2 separate regions of the Homo sapiens genome follow, and region 2 is linked to region 1. The links are chromatin contacts, found by Hi-C in ENCODE. All regions are on one chromosome and are shown on one strand. Each heading gives the region's core, a stretch centred on a gene start or an enhancer-like site at or near the end of the contact. The rest is flanking DNA. Distances are from core to core; before and after follow the strand shown.

Region 1 (3,549 bases), core at 815-3,314:
TGTGGGGTTTTTTTTTGCTTTTCAATAATTTTATTTTTTTTCTAATTTTGTTACTATAATTTCCCGTAGCACCTTGGCGATGTTGAAAACAAATACAAACACAAGGATGTACTCATTTTAACATTTTATGCATGAGCATGTGTCACACCAATTTGGGGGGCGACAGTTTTGACAACAGGAACAAATCTAAGCAATCGACAAAACAGAAGCCGGATAACTGGCTCTGACCCCCACCCCCAACATTTAAGGGACGTCAAAGGACACCTGAATAAGGTTAAAAAAATCAAGTTGATATGGATATTTCAACAGTGTTCTGTATTGCAAAACTGAAAATAAAACCATTTAATACACAGCCCATTGATATCTGAGTTACGCTTTTAGGAACTGTCAACTCGAAGATTCATAAAAAGTTGTCAGCTTTTAAAAATAAACTTCAAGTTATCTAATAATCAGGTGAATTTCAAAGGAGAATTTACTCACAACTTGAAAATAAATTCTCTTTCAACTTCTTAAAATATCCTCATTCAGCTAATGAAAAGTGAAACATGTATGTATCTTTTTGGAAGCTCAGACTAGCATAGGCCCAAAAGCCTAAAGTTAAATTAATGGCCACCAAAATTGCAAGGAAATATTAAAAATTAGGAAAAACTCCATCATATATTATAGTCAATAATTTATAAAAGCCCCTCAAAAGGAATACACTGTTCTCTTTTGAGTTTTATCTTTTCTGTAAAAACAAAATTGGTAATTTTAAAATATGGTTAATATATATATTGCCAGCCTAAATACCAGAGACTTAACCGCAGTGTTGTTTGACTGGGTCACAGTAACACCAGTGGACATTTAAGCCAAGAGACTAATTATTAAGGCCATAACTAAGAAAACTAGAGAAGTGTTCATTAACTTTTAAATACTATTTTATGTTCCAGCAACATTCTTTTTGTTCTTCTTTACCCTAGTGAAGATGCTAACATTCCATCACTAAGACTTTCCAGAGCAAACCTGTTTATTTAAAAAAGAAAAAGGAATGTGAAATAATATTCAAGCTATCTTAATTTTAGGAAACAAAAATAAGTCAGAATTCTGCACAGCATCTGATCATCTGCAAATTCAGCACATAAGACAACTACCACAACAAACCTTTCTCATTGAAAGCTCTTATCTTCCTCAAAATCCAGTTGAAAACAATTCAGATGGATCACTATTTTAAATGTCAGTGTATCTGGCAAAATTAAAATTACTCAGAGACAGGCCCTAGGTATTATGAAAACCTTAATTATCAGGATAGCAAATGGAGACAGGTTTTGCAATGTCTCTATGTACCTTCTCTATGAAGTGCAAAGTGGTGAACTTGTGTGACTCTTGTTCTCTTCATGCAGTAAGAACTATGGCAGAGTGTGCATGAAGAAATAGGTGTTTGAGTGTGTGTGTTGGAGTGAGTCAATGTATGTGTGCATGAGTGAGCATGTGAGTATAAGTGTGTGTGTGAGTGTATAAACATGCATGTGCATAGGTGTTTGTGTATGCATGCCTAAGTGTGTATGAGTGTGAATTGCATGAGTGTTTGAATGAGAATATGAGTGAGCTTTTGAGTGTGAATGTGAGTGATCATGTGGTTAAGTGTGCGCATGTGTGTTTGCTATGGTCTCTCTAGTTGCATTAGGAGGAGGAATGAGGGAAAGAGAATGAAACCAGAATGGGCAGATTGCTCGACCTCGCCCTGACCTGATGGCGACAAAAGCGCAGAGCTAAAACTGTTGGCTACAGTGAAAACACAGTTTATCTCCCTCTCACACCTAAGCATCCTTAAATAAATAAGGGAGAGCAGACAAACAAGATTCCCTGGAAAACAAGATAATGAAGTAATCTTCCCATTTGGCTTCCCATGCAGGATCCACAGAGAGACAGGCGTGTGGAACAGCCTGCAGGCGGGTTCACAACACATTCTATGTCCACCCAAGCTTGTTCTGAATTGCACAGATGGGAGGCTCCAGCCAGAGTGATTTTAGCAAGCAGCAGAACCAGTGACATCATTCTGGCTGTAAGAGAGTGGAGTCCCTAAGGAGGTCTTGTTTCCCTCATTTACTGAAAACACAAAACGCATCAAGGGCAGAACTGGGGCCAAACCCCAGCGTGCTTGATGTGCATTTAGAAGATAATTTATCCTGGTTGCCTCAGAGAGGCCTGCTTACGCACGTATTGTCCCGTCTTCATACTAATCCCTTCTTTCCATCCCGTCAGAGGCCGTCTAGCTCATGTCTGGGATGTTTATACTCTGTTATCACTGGTCTCCTTTTTCACCCCATTCTATAAATTACTGCCCCTTAATCAACTTTAAAATTGCCTTGAGGATGTCACTCCCTTGTTCAGAGATATTTGCTGGCTCCGCATTAATTAGAAAATAAAACCTAAGATATTTAATTTGCAGCCAAGATTCAGTACAATCTAATTCTCACTGTTCTTGTTTTTGACATACCTTCTTCCACTTTATCAAAACTTGTCTACTAATTGCATAAGTAACATACCCTATTTATTCATTCTTTTATTCAAAAAATACATAATGAGCGCTTTTCATGTCCCAGGCAGCACACTAGAGACCATAGCACCTGCTGTGAGCAGCTATGCTACTACATTCTCTGTAGGAAATATTAATATACAGGGCTTCTGTGTGTACCACTTCAGGGGTGCCATATACAGTGATCACAATATAATGATGCCTTTTGGATTTTGTAGTGCGTCACCTCTATGTGTAATTTTTACAGCCTTGAAAGGGGAGTGGTTACATTAAATTCATTTTATGGTTGAAAAAACTAAGGCATGGTGTGGGCATTGAAATCCAGGGACCTGTATTCAAAACCGTTATATATAATTAACATTGTTCTGCAGGTTCTCTGGGAAGATACATGATCGTGCACTTTTCTGCTTTTAATTTTTTTTTTCGTATGCTAGAGTTGATGAAGAGAATTAACCAATCAACCTTCATCAAGGCAGGTTTGCATTTTCTATTTCTTCTGTAGCTGCATCAGCCCATCTAAATTCTACACTAGAGTCAACGTGCTGTCATTGAATGGGCATGAGTTTTGGGATCTGACTATTCTTAATTCAGATTCTGGCTCTGTTTACTAGCCTAGGTAATATTCACCAAATTAGTTAACCCTATGAATAAATTTATTATTCATTAAAAGGTTATAATATATTATAGATATTAGAATACATACATATATATGTTGCAGAATTTGTAGATAGATTGAAATACAATGGAAAGCAGAGCCTTTAATATAGTACCTGCCATACAATCTAGTACTCAATGAACACTAGCCATTGCTTTCCCATCACTGTACTCAGATTAAGGGGAGAGGCTGCCATTCCTCCTATGAGAGGCTTCTCTGGGATGAATGCTTGACACAATTCTCTGCCATTCTCAGGGAAATAAGGTAAGAAGTATACTCTCAAAGGTGTGCCCCTCATGCCTCTGTCAAACCAGATTATTTCTGGGTCAGCTCTGAAACACACTTCCACAAATTATTTCTAAGCCTTTGCTTGTGGACA
Region 2 (3,333 bases), core at 488-2,987, 44 kb before region 1:
TGTCTGCCTTGCAAGTACCTGGATCTTTCTTTATACACAGTTGACTCTTGAACGATGCAGGGGTTTAGAGGCACCAAACCCCTTGCAGTTGAAAATCTGCATATAATTTTTGATTCCTCAAAAATGTAAATACTAATAGTCTACTGTTGACCAAAAGCCTTACCAATAACATACAGTTGATTAACAAATATTTTGTGTATGTGTTACATACTGTATTCTTACAATGAAGTATGTTAGAGAAAAAAATGTTATTAAGACAATCATAAGGAAGAGAAAATATATTTGCTGTTCATTAAGTGGAAGTGGATGTAGATCATTATAAAAATTATCCTCTTCATTTTCATATTGAGTAGGCTGAGGAGAAGGAAGAAGAGGAGGGGTTGGTTTTATTGTCTCAGGAGTGGCAGAGGTGAAAAAAAAATCCACCGATAAGTGGATCCATGTAATTCAAACCCGTGTTGTCAAGGGTCAACAGTACGTTCCTTGAAAGCCACTGTGTTCTCACTGGAGAAAACTTGTGGGGATCCCTCTTCTGCTACCCTTTGGACGCTCTCGCATAATCTAAATTGCCTTTCTTACTTTAATTGCATGCTTGTATCTCCTCATTTAAGAGTGCACATCTTGAAGCAATGAGGGCTCTTTAATTTGAAATCAAAACTAACTCAGCACACTGCACCTAAACACTCAGCAAATTTTGAACACACAGATGAATGTAATCTAGTGCCACTAGCTGGCATGTTACCCAGGTTCATGAATCAGAGTGCTCACCAAGTCACCAAATGGGTTCTTAAAAATACAGATATTGGAGATCAGCCCAAGACACACTTAATCAGAGTTTCTGAGCTGGAATCCAAGACATGGGTTTCTGACAAGCACCTCCGTTGATTCTGAAGCAGCCAGCAAAAAACAGTCGAGAATCATTAATCCAAACCATTTCAGATGCATGATTGCGTTCTCTTATTCTCGAAGATAACTGGTTCTCAACTCTCTTGGGTACAAATCTGCATTTGTTTGTAGCACCAAGATTCTATGGCGTCATAGACATTGAACTGGTAATGTTGCAGCTATCCACAGATAATTAGCCACTGTTAGTGTCACTTGTGAACCGTTTGGTGGCTATTTCCATAGTCAAGTTAAGTTCCGGGCCTTTGAGCTCTTTAGTACACGTCATGCTGTCTTAGAATAGCCCACAAGATGGCAACATGATTTCATGAAATGGTGCTGGGGCTATTTCATGGACTTAGCCACAAGGTGACAGCATTGCACGGTGTTCTGAGTTGACTAGAAGGCTCCAAAAACTACTTAGACTGTTTTTCTAATTGAAAAAGCCTTATAACCCAACTTGATTTAAAAGCAAGCTTTACTTTCTCAGAATTTTCTAAAGGTGACTGTTTAAAAGATCACATCCACTATGGGATTTGTGTTGTTTCAGGTAAAACAGTATATCTCTTGACAGGTTAGTACCTGAAATGTGAGCAGAAATGTTTTTATAGGTTTGCTTTCTCATAAAATGAAAAATTTCCACGAATAGGATGACACAATCCATCTTTGTCAATGGTTAATGACTTCAGATGAGGGCTAGATGCAGGCTTTGAAAGGTTTGTAAGGTTTGTAACGATTTGTAAGGCACAAATCCATTCCCCTAGGGTGCAGTCCTTCAGGGGACCAAGGACACCAGGAGCTGGAGGCCTCCTGTAAAGCAGCCAGCAGCACTTGCCCGGGGCTCTGACCATTCCCAGGCAAGACTATGGGTCAGCCCTACCAGAGTCTCCAGATTTTTAAGAAGACTGGATATTTTCTTGTGGAGTTTCCCAAATCTCCAATATTGGCAACTAACACCAGTAATTTACAGCAGGACAAACAAAATACAACTGTGAGCCAAATTCAACCTCGGCCTGCCAGCTAGCAGCTTCTGTGTTCCTGGAAGAGTTAGGAAGACCAGAAGTTGGGCTGGAGGGGGTCAGAAGGGGATGACTGGGGGCCGGGACGGCAACAGTTTGCCTTTGGTTTTCTCCCGGGAAAAGAACGTTTAAATAATCTCTCAAACACTCATCAACGTATCAACGTAAGAGAACACAGATTTCGATGAAAGTATTGTTTTATTCAAAGGAGTCTGCAAAAGAAGTATCCACTATTTGAATTTTTAAATAGTATTAAAACATCTCCTTAGATTATTTTTCTTGGCTTTACTGGTGGGGGAATCATGCTTCTACTTGTGCCATAGGAATATTTTCATAAGTAATAATTGCCTTAATATTTCTATGTGACTCATTTAATTTTTTGTCTATATTGGAAATTTGTCATTTTTCCTGATTATGAAAGTAATACACATCCCTTGGGGACAGGAAGTGGGGGGACCTCAAAGAATATATAAACACTTTATAAACAATAAAAAGTAATTAATATTCCCTTGCAATGCTCCCCCTCTCTCTCATCATGGTAAAAACTTTGTGTGTGATTTTTCAGACTTTTTTCTGTGTATATAAAAACACATCAATATGAGATAAATATGCAAATCTAAGTTTTCATGGTTTTGGGGTTTTGTTACAAAGACATATAATACTGGTTTTTAATTTATCTTTTCACAAAATAGTATCATTGATGAATTGATTGATGTATTGATTTGATTCTTCTTGGAAATCATTATCCACAATAGACAGAACAGATCTGTGTTCACATTGGAGCCCCACCATTTACCGGTAGTATTAGATGAAATCCTCACCTAGTTTGTACCTTTAATGTAAATATTTCTGGTATTTCACAATTAAGCATAAGGCTGGCTTTGGTTTAATATGTATAATATTTTTAACATGTTGAGCAAGTGTTCACCTATCTATTGAAATAAAATGATTAATTTTTTAATTTTAAACAAAACTTTATTTTTTTATGCTTAAAGTGATTGTTATTGTTTTTTTTTCTTTTTTTATTATTATTATAGTTTAAGTTTTAGGGTACATGTGCACAATGTGCAGGTTAGTTACATAGGTATACATGTGCCATGCTGGTGCGCTGCACCCACTAACTCGTCATCTAGCATTAGGTATATCTCCAATGCTATCCCTCCCCCCTCCCCCCACCCCACCACAGTCCCCAGAGTGTGATGTTCCCCTTCCTGTGTCCATGTGATCTCATTGTTCAATTCCCACCTATGAGTGAGAATATGCGGTGTTTGGTTTTTTGTTCTTGCGAGAGTTTGCTGAGAATGATGATTTCCAATTTCATCCATGTCCCTGCAAAGGACATGAACTCATCATTTTTTATGGCTGCATAGTAAAATGATTAATTTGATTTTAAATTGTGCATGGCCATCAACTCATTAAATGCCATCTTGAT

What was found. Hi-C counts contacts between places; a loop is a spot of excess contacts on that map. Pooled maps may share reads with other maps.
Region 2: a pooled map shows a loop between it and region 1 (6-fold over the local background). The contact joins two enhancer-like sites. A Hi-C loop is called at or near these places in 1 of 168 maps with a recorded cell type or tissue (Caco-2) and 1 of 50 pooled maps.

The regions. Positions count from the first base shown.
Region 1 is chr15:94,074,091-94,077,639 of GRCh38, reverse strand. The region is part of intron 2 of LINC01581 (long intergenic non-protein coding RNA 1581); the gene reads left to right. The region is part of intron 1 of LOC105369203 (a long non-coding RNA gene); the gene reads left to right. Among named protein-coding and RNA genes, the nearest start is that of LINC01581, 32 kb to the left of the region's middle. Within about 2 kb of position 2,064, at least 6 of the 41 ENCODE cell types and tissues checked have a DNase peak (open chromatin) inside an H3K27ac peak, as active enhancers do.
Region 2 is chr15:94,117,980-94,121,312 of GRCh38, reverse strand. No RefSeq gene overlaps it. Among named protein-coding and RNA genes, the nearest start is that of LINC01581, 12 kb to the right of the region's middle. Within about 2 kb of position 1,737, at least 12 of the 41 ENCODE cell types and tissues checked have a DNase peak (open chromatin) inside an H3K27ac peak, as active enhancers do.